Linked DNA regions of Homo sapiens: regions 2 and 3 are each linked to region 1. The links are chromatin contacts, found by Hi-C in ENCODE. All regions are on one chromosome and are shown on one strand. The core of a region is the stretch at or near the end of the contact, and the rest is flanking DNA. Distances in the headings are between cores, read along the strand shown.

Region 1 (4,021 bases), core at 825-3,324:
CACAAGAATTCTTTGTTGTTGTCATCTGAAAGTGTATTTAAACAACTGCAAACCTAAATAAAATATAAGCATTATAGAAATAACATGAAGCAAATTTTAAAATAATCAATTTAGGTGTCTCTTTGAAGAACACAGAAAACAGAAACTACCTCAAGAAGACCCATTATCCCTTGTGGGATCAGCATTTAAAAGTGTAAGGGGTGCAAGAATACTGAAGAATGTTCTATCATCTCTCACAATTTACAATCTGGCTAGTAAGCCAAACATACCTTCCAGGGCCAGTCATATTATTTACTCTACAATCCAGTCCCCAAATAAATGACATAGACATGCTGTTGTATATCAGATCCCTGTGGGAGGGGTGTGATCAGGAGTGGTGGAATGGTGGAGTCAAAAAGTTCTGGCTTAGCTAGATTTTGAAAGTCATGAAGGTAGTGGACAGAAAGAACAGGAATGAATTAATTAGCAAAGACAGAGTAGGCAACAGCACTTAGATATGATAGAATTGAAGCTGGGAGCAGCAGAGGAACAGGGTGGATACGTAAGAACCCTGGATAAAACTTTGAAGGCAGCATATTTTGTGGCACTTGACCAGCCCTTTCAATGCTTCTTCTTAGGTACCTTCTTTATTCATTCTCTTTTTCATCTTCCACACAGGCAGCGAGACTCTGACCTATTTTGGAGAGCCATTAAACTGTTAGCTGCATCCTACTACAGGACCCTTGAAGGCTGAGAAAGTCTTATAGGTTCAAAGAAAAGATTTTCTAGTAGTGAAATTTCAAGCCATAGAGATATTAATATCACTGTTCTAACTCCCCTGACATTTGGCAGTACATAGATGAGACTCAGGAGAATATTATGATGGTTCTGGAAAGCTAGTCTGGATTTTGGATTTGATCTTGGGGATATTAGTAAACCATTAGAAGATGTCTTGGAATTGTAAATCTAGAGCAATGCGCTAGAAAGGAGATAGGAAAGAATGAAGGCAGGAAAATCAGTGTGCTATTTTAGTAGTCTATGACTTATGTGTAAATGCCTGGACAAAAACTAGGCACTATTTCATCTCCAGAGCATTCTTCATTCCAAATTCTCCAAAAGTTATGGTTTCCTGTAGCTATCAATGACAATGCACTTAATTACCTTGTAATTCGAATGCTTCCATTAGGAATTTTACTATGCTCTGGATTTTAATTTCAAATGAAAAATAATTCCTTCCTTAAAATATTTTGTCTACGCAAAATATTCTTTTCAATCACGTTAAGATTTTAAAAAGTGTTCTAACTTGTTCTTCAGAGCATAGCCAAGTACAATAAAATATTGGAAGCCTTACTTATATGTATAGTTCAGATGTAACATTTAGGGGAACAATGCTGCTTGATAGGTCTGTCACATTGTGTCTGGTTTTGGATAGAATTTGAGTATTTTTGCTAATGAGAATTTAAACATAACAAAACGGAATGCCAAAGCTGGCTTTAAAAAGTTTTGAACCCTGACATCATTTGTTTCTTGTATCATGCTGTCTCACCAAAATCCAAGCAACTATCTCCACATTGTCCCAATTGTTTCCTCTATTCTCCCTCACCAAAGTCCAACTTCAATGTGAAATTTCCAGATTAAATATCCTTTCACAATTCATTTTCATTCATAACATAAACACGATAAATAACTTTAAGTATGAAAGTAGCACTCCAGGAAGCTTAGTCTTTTGCAGTTTTTACATTTTGGCAACACCAATCAAGCACCTCTTTCCGTCCTTACCCCAATTCCTTGGACACTAAAGAGTCTATATTCAGGCGACTCTTTCAAGTGTATGTTTCAGGGTGCCCAAGCAGACACTTGTTTTCTCGCGGGGGATGTTTTGTGAGACTTGGCCTCCCCACTTACGTTCTATTTTTAGGTGAGGGAGGAGGAGGAGGAGAGGAGGAAAGATTATTAACAAACTAATCTTGCCCATTCCGCGGGCAGTAGTCGGGGGCTGGCCTGCTCCGCGTCGCGCCGGGCGCGCCCCGCCCTACCGCGCCCCGCGCGGCCCCGGCCGGAAGGGGGCGTGGGCCGCCGCCGAGGGAAGGCGCGCAGACGCGCAGCGGCCGGCCTGCTCCGGGCGCGTCAGGCAGGGGGTGGGGAGCAGGGGCCGGGCGGGCGCTCGGCTCCCAGCCGCGCTCCCTCGGGCCACTAGCGCTCCCGCGCGCGCCCGGCCGCCTTCATGTGAAGCGCCGGCCCTCCGCCCCTTCCCTCCCCTTCCTTCCCTCCCTCCCTCCCTGTCCCCTCCTCCTCCTCCTCCTCCTCCGGCGCCCGCTTCAGCTCCCCGGGGCCCCCTGCCCGGCCGGGCGCTGACAGCAAGGGCGGGGGTCCCTGCCGCCGCCTTGTCTCGCGCAGGGTCCGGCTGGGGTAGCGGAGCCCCCAGTGCGGCCATGGACCGGCCCCTGTCGTCGTCGGCGGAGGCGGAGGAGGAACTGGAGTGGCAAGTGGCGAGTCGCAGGAGGAAGGCCTGGGCCAAGTGCCGCAGCTCCTGGCAAGCGTCGGAGACGGAGGATCTGTCCACAGAAGCGACGACGCAGGACGAGGAGGAGGACGAGGAGGAGGACCTCCCCGGCGCGCAGCTGCCGGCAGCGGGGGGAAGAGGTCGGTGCTCCCGGCCGGGCTCCGGGGGGAGGCTGGTGGGCTGGGGAGAGTCTCGTGCGCCCTGGGCGCCTGCCACGAGTTCTGGGAGAGCCTCGGGCACGGTAGGCCGAGGGGAGAGGGGACACTTCCGACCTTCAAACGCGCGCGCTGAACGAGGCGCCCCCAGCGTCAACACAGACAACTGGGTGCCATCCGATTTCCCTGCCAAGGGACACTGAGACGTGTCGCTTAGGCTGCATTTGCCGTGGTAGATTTTCCTACTTGGGAGGGTCCAGGGTGACTCCGCCGTCGTAGTGCTCCTGGGTGGTAACGTGCTGTCCCCTCTCTCTACCCCCAGGAAACGTGCCCAACGAGAAGATCGCGATATGGCTCAAGGACTGCCGGTGAGTGCTCCCTGGTCCGCCCGCGTCCCGGGGGAGATCCGTGCGGACGGGACGCCGGAGCAGAGCCACTCGGGCCGCGTCCCTGTGGGTCCCGCGACCGTTGTAAGCTACAAACCGGAAAGTGAGCCGGCGGATAGCTTCCTCCTCTAAGCGATTAGAAATGGAAGTGCTGTGACCGCTGATTATTTGGTGACCGTGTTGACTTTACAGTTAGGACTTGAGCTACTCACGCATCGTGTTAGCATCAGAGATCAGAAATCCAGAACAGATAATCATGCCATATTTGTTCTGTTTTTATTTGAAAGAATTCTCACATCTCGAACAGGATATTTTGTTTTGCTTTAGTTTTGGCATCTGTACAACTGGCACGGAATCATTTTCCTTTCAAATGTGTTTTAGACGAGTTTAATTTACCTAACTACACTAAATGGGCTTTAATTTTGTTTCTGTTTGGGGAGCTATTAAAACTAGCTAACTTTGTACTTATAGTTTACTTCTTGAACATGGAATTGTCAGATGGCACTGGAATTCTCAGGGAATAGAACTTTTAAAAGCATTCAGACTGCATAAATCTGTTTAATTACATGCTTTGGCAACTGGTACAAAAATGTTTGATAAAATACAGAGGAGATGAATCATGTTGCACGTAAATCTGACTACAGCAAAATGTACTTGTTTCTTATTCCACTTTGCTAGTTGTAAAATCAGGAATGTAGCCTTTAAACTTTTGTTGGTGTTTGCTTTCGAGCATATTTTTGCTTTCTCAATTTAGATTTTCTTAATATTTTGTTCAAATATTAGAGTTAGGGTAGTTTGTTTTGTTTTGTTGTGGAAAGTGATTCATATGCCAGTTTGCCTCCTCTAAAGACAGACAAGATATTGGCTACCATGATATTAATGCCTTGTTTTGATGAATCGACTGGAACCTTATTGAACACTCTTTATTACAGAACTCGTACCCTTTATTGGAAGTGTCATAGACCCTTCTGAAATATGATGACATATATGGAATAACT
Region 2 (4,563 bases), core at 1,676-4,175, 580 kb before region 1:
TCCTAGAAAAATAAATCATTCAAAAATTTATAAATAAAATACACTGTGGATTAATAAGCCGCTATTTTATAAAACAAATCTCACCTACCTCCCAAAGACTAGTAATACATTTTCCCTCAAAACTGACTCTACTAACTCAAAAATCAAATTAGAGATGTATGAGCCAACTTGGGCAAAATAAGAAATGACCCTCTTGAAAGTTTACTTAGTGTTTTTAAATGTTCCTATTAAGAAGCAGAAGTATGTAAGTCCCGTGAGAAAAAGCCAAATGAAAATAGGAAGTACTGAAAATGAAAGCCACATACGTTTTGTAAGAATTTATCCTTCCAAATTCTTTTGGTATACTTTTTCTACAACAAAATAATTGAAATTGTTAAACTTTCAAATGAATATAATCTACATGGCAGCATATATTAGTGCAGCTATTTTTAAATTGAGTGTAGTGGCTTAGAAACACATTAAATGATAATTAGGCACCCTTTTTGACTTAATACAAATAAAACGAAAAGTAATAAGTGAAGCAGAATGATCTAGGAAGAAGTGTTGATCTATAATTAAATTGGGGTTTTTAAAAATCTGAAGCTCATTAATTTACCAGGCCAACTTTTGAAATGGTCTCTAGGTATCATTGCCCGACTATATTTCTGTTATCTCCATGCATTGTTATGTACTGTCACTCACTTTATTGCCACAGAACTTTGATAAACAGACATGCAATGCCATTTCAAAGTAGAGAAGACAAGCTACAGAGAGGGATTAACTATCCCCTCAAAACATGCCTGGCTAAGCAGTAATAATGACGGGGCTGGAACACAACTTTCTTGAGTCTGATATTATTTCATTGTAGACTATCGTATGCATTTTAGTGGTCACCAACCATTTAAAATCAAATTCAGTAAAAATAATTATTCTATCTTTCTTCTGATTGTTATAACACAAGTGAAACCAAATGCATTCTCTTTATGGAATTTTGTATGACTTGGACTCTGATAAATGTTACTTTATAAAATAAGCAGTAGTTCACGTTTTCAATATGTGCAGAGCTCTAATTTTAGATAGACCCAGCTTAAATATTCTAGACAAGTGGCTTAATCTCTACATGCTTCAGATTTCTTGTCTATAAAATAGATAATAATTTATATTTTATATTTGTGAGGATTTAAGAATACATATAATGTTCTTAATATAAAATAGGCTCAATAAATATTATTTACATAATTTTGATGTTGAAAATAACTATTTCCTATGGCACACATTTACCTATGTAACAAACCTGCACTCCTGCACATATATCCCAGAACTAAAAATAGATAAATAAGTAATGATAAAAGAAAAAAATGCTAAAGTGAATTCTTCACATTGAAAAATGAAACAATGAAATAATATGATTTCATATGAAACCATAGGAAAATATAAAGCTCTCTATAAAAGGTAAATATATATACAAGTATAAGACTGTTATCATAATGATGGTATATAAAACTCTCATAATTCTGCTATAGATTTAGTATAGTGTACTACTAAACTGTACACTTAAAAAGGTATAAAATGTTATATTTGTTTTAGTTCAATTAAAATTTTATAAAATGAAAAAAGAAAACTAATTCATAACATGGATGTATTAATTTATTATTTATTACCAAAATTGCATTTTATAAAGAAAAATAGCAATCTATGTTATAACCAAAGATACTCTGAAAAAAAAATCAGGTTAAAATATGGAAAAATATTTCAAACAAAAATATGTGAAAAAATGAAAAGTACAATAAAAATATCAACATGCGTTTTTATGAAGCTAGACAAGTTTATTTTAAAGTTTATGCAGAAAAATACATACACAAGAATAGGGCCTGGCATGGTGGCTTATGCCTATAATCCCAGCACTTTGCGAGGCCTTGGTGAGAGGACTGCTTGAGCCCAGGAGTTTATGACCAGCCTAGGCAACATTAGTGAGGCCCTGTCTCTACAAAACATTAAAAAAAATAATAATAACCAAGTGTGGTCCCAGTTACTCAGGAGGCTGAGGCAGGAGAATCACTTGAGCCTGGGAGGTCAAGGTTGCAGTGAGCCAGGCAGTGAGCACTCCAGCAGGCTGGGTGACAGAGTGAGGCCCTGTTTCAAAAAAAAAAAAAAAAAAAAAAAAACACTAAAAAGAAAAGCTGTAAGTGGGAACTAGTTATAACAAATGTTAAAACCTAGTATAAATCTTTTATACTTAAATCTTTTTATACTATAAATCTTTTAAACAGTGTGTCACCAGCTCATGATAAAAAGACTGATGAGTGGAACTGAATGGAAATTCTAGAAATAGATCCAGGTACATATTGAACTTGGGTATGTATGTGCATATCTGTACATTTACATCTATTTCCAAGTTCTCTGCCAAACCTGAAAACCCATTTTTGGGGATTTCTCTCCTGCACTGACTTGGTGTTACTGTCCTGGCAGGTGAACCTTGATTTTATTCCATGCTTCTAGTGATAGATTTTACCAGCATTGTTCATTACAACTTTCTGTATTGATGGAAATGTTCTAAAATCCGGGCTGTCCATTAGGGAAGCCACTGTCCATATGTGACTATTGAGCCTTTGAATTAGGCCAATGTGTGACTGAGAAACTTAGTTTTAAATTCTATTTAATTTGAATTAATTTATGTTTAAATAGTCATACAAGGTGTGTGGGGACGCTACTGGATGATCCTGCCCTATACTCTAAGCTCCTCCAGGAGAGGTCCAAGTCTGTTTAGTTCACATCAATGTCTAGTACAGTGCCTGAGGGATGACTAGTCTTTTTATTTCCAATCCGTATTAATTCTATTACATATGTATAGTAGGAGGGCTGGTTGCACCCTGATGTTCAGCTCCAAACCAGAAGATTAAATGCCCCAGTGCTGGATGTAGATGCTTAGAAGAAGCAGAAGCAGCTGCTAAGGGTGGGGCGTGATCAGGGAGGAGAACTGCAGCTTGTAATCGGTATTTCTTGCAAAGGCTTTTCCCTCTGCAAAAGTTCACTCTAATTTACATAAACCTCGGAGTATTGTTTTTAGATAATAGGGAGTAAAAAACAAAAGCAGACATAAATATATTTATCCACCTGCCTCAAGAAAATGATAGCTTTCTTAAAATAGTATTTTCAGCCTTTCTCTGGAGAAATATGTCTTTGAGGAAACATACACTCTCAATGGTTTAAGTAAACACGTCTCAGGAAAGCAGAACATCAGATGGAGGGCTCAACAGCAACAAAAGGAGGAAATCAGAATTTTATAAGAATTTCTGGTAATCTAAAGATTGTTTAAATCAGATCTTCATAGACAATTTTGGGCAAAGTCAAATAAAATGTTAATGCTGGTATAGAGAGAGCAAATGTTCTATGGGGCCATAAATGACTGACTGGACTTTCAGCTTTCCCAGTCCCTCAGCCGAGTAAGGAAAGCTACTCAACTTCTCTGATCATTAGCTCGTTTATCCGCAAAAGAGAATTGTATTGGGTAAGTGTGGTTTGCGGGGATGGAAATGTGGGTCAATGGTCAGCAGAGGTGAATTCCCCTCTACTAGTGTTTCCTGTCACACTATAGCTACCCCAAAGAGGTTGTCGTACAGGGTTAAACAATGTGAGAGCTGGAGAAGGTTCTAGAAATCACCCAATCAAATGAGGAAATCGACTAAAGAGGCAAAGACAAAAGTGATACCAGCAGCAGACTCTAAAAAAAGAACATGGCAAAAGTCACCAGGCTCACACCTGCTCCATGCTCTGGGTCACCATCTTCGAAATCAGGACTCTGCTGAAAGTTCAGAGATGCTAACACTCAAGTGCATATTTCAAGTACAGCTTTCTCACGCTGTGATTTCCATTATTTGTTTTTCTTTAGTTTGTTAAGTGTGTTGCCAGAGTGATGAGATTTCTTTATTCGAGCAAGTGATTACAATCACTTTACATTAAAAAAAAAAAAAGTCTCAACATTATATAGTAGGAAGACCAGCTTTTTGCTCAGTCTTCTACAGTTTTCTCTCTTTCAATGAGGCACTTTGGCGTATCTTAAATTTCAATGAACACAAACAACTTTCAGGGTTTTCTTTCTTTCTTTCTTTCTTTCTTTCTTTCTTTCTTTCTTTCTTTCTTTCTTTCTTTCTTTCTCTCTCTCTCTCTCTCTCTCTCTCTTTCTTTCTTTCTTTCTTTCTTTCTTTCTTTCTTTCTTTCTTTCTTTCTTTCTCTTTCTCTCTCTCTCTTTCGTTCTTTTACTCTGGGTGGCCTCTTTAGCTTCATTGTCTTTTCTCTTCCTGATCATAAGACACAGCATACAGATGTCTGATTGTGACAAAGGACTTGTGAAATTACACATTACAGACAAAGAATAGTTATGTCAGTTATGAAATTTTGTATTTTATAGTACAGTGCAGAAGTGCAATATCAATGTGTAGATCAAATATTTGCTTAAAAGAAAATTCCCTAAAGTCATACAATTTGGAAATTCGTTCAGATTTGAGTATGCTTTTGATTTACTTTACAGCAAGTATAAAATCCATTTTATTTTCTCTCCTGTTTCCTGATTTGGGTACTTAATTT
Region 3 (4,367 bases), core at 555-3,054, 730 kb before region 1:
ATCTAACATCTTCAATTAAAAATGAAAAATTTCTAACAGGAAGGATCAAGAGATTGGAAAGTAGCCTAATAAGTCTTTAAAATAGTGTTTCTAGGAATCTGATATACCAAAAGCAAGGAGCAATAGGAAATACAGATAAAGGCAGGAAAAGGTAGATTTTGTTACAACACTATTGTGGTTTCTGAAGGAGTTTGGCCTCATTGGGTGATGCACATCAGTGTTAATTTCTAATACTCAGAAAATTAGTAACCTTTGTACCCAAGAAGTGAACATTCAGAGTTCAAAGAACCACCCACCACCCCAAATCATTCAATAATTTTCACTGGTGTTCTACTACAAGAATTATAATTCACTTGTAATTATGGCCACCAAAAGAATGTTTTTTTTCCATTTTATAATTCAACAAACACTTGTTGGATCACTAGTTGATGTCATGAATGTATTAGGTGCAGTGGTGGTGATAGTGGATGGGTGTATTTGAAAATAAATAGTGTATTCTAGGGAGAATATATAGTCTTTTGAGAGAGAAGGTAGGCTTAAAAATATAGAGTGCTTTCAAATACACTAAAGGTGTGCAAAAAATATTACTACTACATGGTAGAGGAAAACACAACAAAACTTTAAGAAACCTCTTGAGGAACGTCTGGTTTGGCTTCAGTTTATTTAGAAGAATGAAGAGCTCCTAGACAAAATGCTAGCATACATAACACAGAAACAAAATAAACTATAAATACCTTATAAATAAATTATAAACTACCTTGAGGAGACAGATGAAAACAAATTAGAGTTAAAATCTTGGCAAGTGAAGGTAGATATTATGCCACAGAGAAAAATTTGAAGAAACTGTGCTTGTGGAGTTTGATAAGGTTCTTCTCACAAAATATAAACTGTGGTCTTTTAATGAAACAGAAGGTTTTCACATTCTATGGAATAATAGTGATTTTTGATGTCAGCTCTGGAGAAAAAATCCTGGTGATATTTGGAGACCACCTGTTCTGGATAGTTTCCATGGTAAGTCACGAGGTGTACCAAGATTCTTACAACCCATCAACTTCTTCATGCTTTTGTGAATATACTGAGAAGAAATGATACCACTGAGAAAATGATTTAGAATGTATTTCTTATAAATTTTAATTCTAAGGTAGAAACTGAAAAGGTTGGATTTACAGGTGGAATTTAAAAAACAACAACAAAACTCTTTCTGCATTTGTGAATTCTGGCATAGAAAGAAGAATAGGGAAGTGAAACACTGACCTTACAAATAATGTTGAAGAACATAATTTTTTAAAATGCCATTGCTCAGGATGAAAAACACATGGGTTTGACAAGAGGAGGAAACATCTTGTTACAGCATGCAAGTCTGTCAAAATAACCTTAGATTGGTGAAGAGTGTTTAAGAATTGAGAGGGTTTGGGCATAGGGAAAGCAAAAAGAGGAAGATACCAAGAATTTCTCAGGAGGAAAAATAATTAGAAACTATTATTGTACCCTCAGATACCTATGTTCCAATTCCCAAATATAGGGAATGTAGAATTGAAGATACATATATTTGTAGAATGTGGGAGTAAAATCATTTAATAAAGGAAGAAAATATTTCAAAAGGATGCTACCACCTGGCTATCTACAGGATGGCCACTGCCAGCAGCTCCTGTTGCTGCCTACTACTTTGGATCCCAAAGTTTTTGGATGTTAAAATGGGCCAAGCATGAGTTCACCTCTTCATACCCTTTTTAGAGGGTCTAATTTTGATTTCTACCCACATCCTCTGGAACCGTGATGAAGTTAGTTTCATTTCTCAGCCCTAGGTCTGTCATCCCTTTCTTAGGCAGCTTCGGTCTGGGCAAGCTTGATGCTGAGTTGGTCTTATGTTTATGGTTCAGTATTGGGTACGTACGTGTCCTAATACAAACTTAAGGGGGGTTTCCTAACTACTAAGATCATATCCATGATTTTGTGTTGTGTTAAAAACATGAATGTATTTAGTTTACAGTGGAGACCGCCAGATATCTGTCTTTAGGGACAGTTAGTAGCAAACTGCCTGTGGCTAATTGTAGAGAATAGTCTATAGAAGATGTATCTTGGCTTTCCCCAACTGCTGAGGACAGAAGTCCTTTGAACTGTGAAGAAAAGAAAGTAGAATGTGGTGGTGGAGGAGGGAGAGGAGAGGAGAAGGAGGAGGAAGAAGAGGAAGAGTTGTCTCACTTTCTTTACCCCGTTCCACCTCCAACTCCCCACATGTATTAGTATGTTCTCACACTACTAATAAAGACATAACCAAGACTGGGTAATTTATAACAGAAAGATGTTTAATTGATTCACAGCTCCACGTGACTGGGGAGGCCTCACAATCATGGTGGAATGCAAAGGAGGAGCAAATTCATGTCTCACATGGCAGCAGGCAAGAGAGAGTATGTAGGGAACTCTCCTTTATAAAGCCATCAGATCTCATGAGACTTATTCACTATCATGAGAACAGCATGGGAAAGACCCACCTCTATGATCCAATTACCTCCCACTGGGTCTCTCCCATGACATATAGGAATTATGGGAGCTACAATTCAAGATGAGATTTGGGTGGGGACAAAGCCAAACCATATGATTTTGCCTCTGGCCCCTCCCAAATCTCACATCCTCACATTTCAAAACACAACTGTGTCTTCTCGACAGTCCCCTAAAGTCTTAACACATTTCAGCATTAACTCAAAAGTCCACAGTCCAAAGTCTCATCTGAGACAAGGCTAGTCCCTTCTGCCTATGAGCCTGTAGAATCAAAAGCAAGTTAGTTACTTCCCTGATACAATGGGTGTACACACTTTGGGTGAATATACTCATTCCAAATTGGAGAAATTGGCCAAAACAAAGGAGCTACAGGCCCCATGCAAGTCCGAAATCCAACAGGGCAGTCATTACAACTTAAAGTTCCAAAATGATATTCTTTGACTCCATGTCTCATATCCAGGTCACACTGATGCAAGAGGTAGGCACCCAAGGACTTATTCAGCTCTGTCCCTGTGGCTGTACAGGGTACAACTCCCCCTCTAGCTCCGCTTCTTTCACAGGCTGGCAAGGAGTGACTATGGCTTTTCCAGGCACACAGTGCAAGCTGTCAGTGGATCTGCCATTCTGAGGTCTGGAGGATGGTAGCCCTCTTCTCACAGCTTCACTAGGCAGTGCCCCAGTGAGGACTCTGTGTGGGGGCTCTAACCCCAAATTTCCCTTCTCCACTACCCTAGCAGAGGTTCTCCATGAGGGCTCTGTCCCTGTATCACACCTCTGCCTGGACATCCGGACATTTCCATGCATCCTCTGAAATCTAGGCAGAGGTTCCCAAACCTCAATTCTTGACTTCTGTGCACCTGCAGGCTCAACACCACTTGGAAGCTGCCAAGGCTTCAGTCTTGCACCTTCTAAAGCCATGGGCCCAGCGGTACCTTGGCCCCTTTTAGCCACAGCTGGAATGGCTGGGACAAGGGCACCATGTCCCTAGGCTGCACACAGCAGGGGGGCCCTGGGCCCTGCCCATGAAACCATTTTTCTTCCTAGGCCTGTGGGCCTGTGATAGGAGGAGGTACTGTGAAGACCTCTGACATGTCCTGGAGACATTTTCCTCATTGTCTTGGCAATTAACATTTGGGTTCTCCTTACTTATGCAAATTTCTGTAGCTGGCTTGAATTTCTCCTCAGAAAATGGGTTTTTCTTTTCTATTGCATTGTCAGCCTACAAATTTTTCAAACTTTTATGCTCTGCTTTGTTTTTAAATGTAAGTTCCAATTCCAAACCATATATTTGAATATATAACACTGAATGCTTTCAACAGCACCCAAATCACATCTTGAATCCTTTGCTGCTTAGAAATTTCTTTTGCCAGATGCCCTAAATTATCTCTCTCAAGTTCAGAGTTCTACAGATCTCTAGTGCAGGGGCAAAATGCTGCCAGTCTCTTTGCATATCTAGAGTTATCTTTACTCCAGTTCCCAACAAGTTCCTCATCTCCATCTGAGACCACCTCAGTCTGGACATAATTGTCCACATCACTATCAGCATTTTGGTCAAAGCCATTCAACAAGGGTCTAGGAAATTCCAAACTTTCCCACATCTTCCTATTTTCTGAGCCCTTCAAGTCTCTAGGAAGACACAAACTTTCCCACATTTTCCTATCTTCTTCTGAGCCCTCCAAACTGTTCCAACCTCTGTCTGTTACCTAGTTCCAAAGTCACTTCCACATTTTTAGGTATCTTAATAGCAGTACCTCACTCTACCAGTAACAATTTACTGTATTAGTCTGTTCTTACACTGCTAAAAAAGACATACCTGAGACTGGGCAATTTATAAAGAAAAAGAGTTTTAATGGACTCAGAGCTTCATA

Evidence for each region. Hi-C counts contacts between places; a loop is a spot of excess contacts on that map. Pooled maps may share reads with other maps.
Region 2: a loop to region 1 is called in a map of B cell, with 4 times the contacts of the local background. The contact joins the enhancer-like site here to the promoter of ITPRID2 in region 1. A Hi-C loop is called at or near these places in 2 of 168 maps with a recorded cell type or tissue (B cell and naive thymus-derived CD4-positive, alpha-beta T cell), 11 of 37 single-sample maps with no recorded cell type and 14 of 50 pooled maps.
Region 3: a pooled map shows a loop between it and region 1 (3-fold over the local background). The contact joins the enhancer-like site here to the promoter of ITPRID2 in region 1. A Hi-C loop is called at or near these places in 1 of 168 maps with a recorded cell type or tissue (B cell), 1 of 37 single-sample maps with no recorded cell type and 4 of 50 pooled maps.

The regions. Positions count from the first base shown.
Region 1 is chr2:181,889,656-181,893,676 of GRCh38, forward strand. It overlaps ITPRID2 (ITPR interacting domain containing 2), which reads left to right and starts at 2,075. Exons shown (of 18, transcript NM_001130445.3): 1 at 2,075-2,622; 2 at 2,960-3,005. The coding sequence starts at 2,412. RefSeq lists silencers at 1,952-2,281, 2,572-2,711.
Region 2 is chr2:181,309,111-181,313,673 of GRCh38, forward strand. All of the region lies in intron 3 of LINC01934 (long intergenic non-protein coding RNA 1934), which reads left to right. Among named protein-coding and RNA genes, the nearest start is that of MIR4437, 5.7 kb to the left of the region's middle. RefSeq lists a silencer at 638-838 and an enhancer at 3,758-3,807. Within about 2 kb of position 2,926, at least 7 of the 41 ENCODE cell types and tissues checked have a DNase peak (open chromatin) inside an H3K27ac peak, as active enhancers do; they include B cell, where a contact is called at or near this core.
Region 3 is chr2:181,163,612-181,167,978 of GRCh38, forward strand. The region is part of intron 1 of LINC01934 (long intergenic non-protein coding RNA 1934); the gene reads left to right. Among named protein-coding and RNA genes, the nearest start is that of LINC01934, 42 kb to the left of the region's middle. Within about 2 kb of position 1,805, at least 4 of the 41 ENCODE cell types and tissues checked have a DNase peak (open chromatin) inside an H3K27ac peak, as active enhancers do.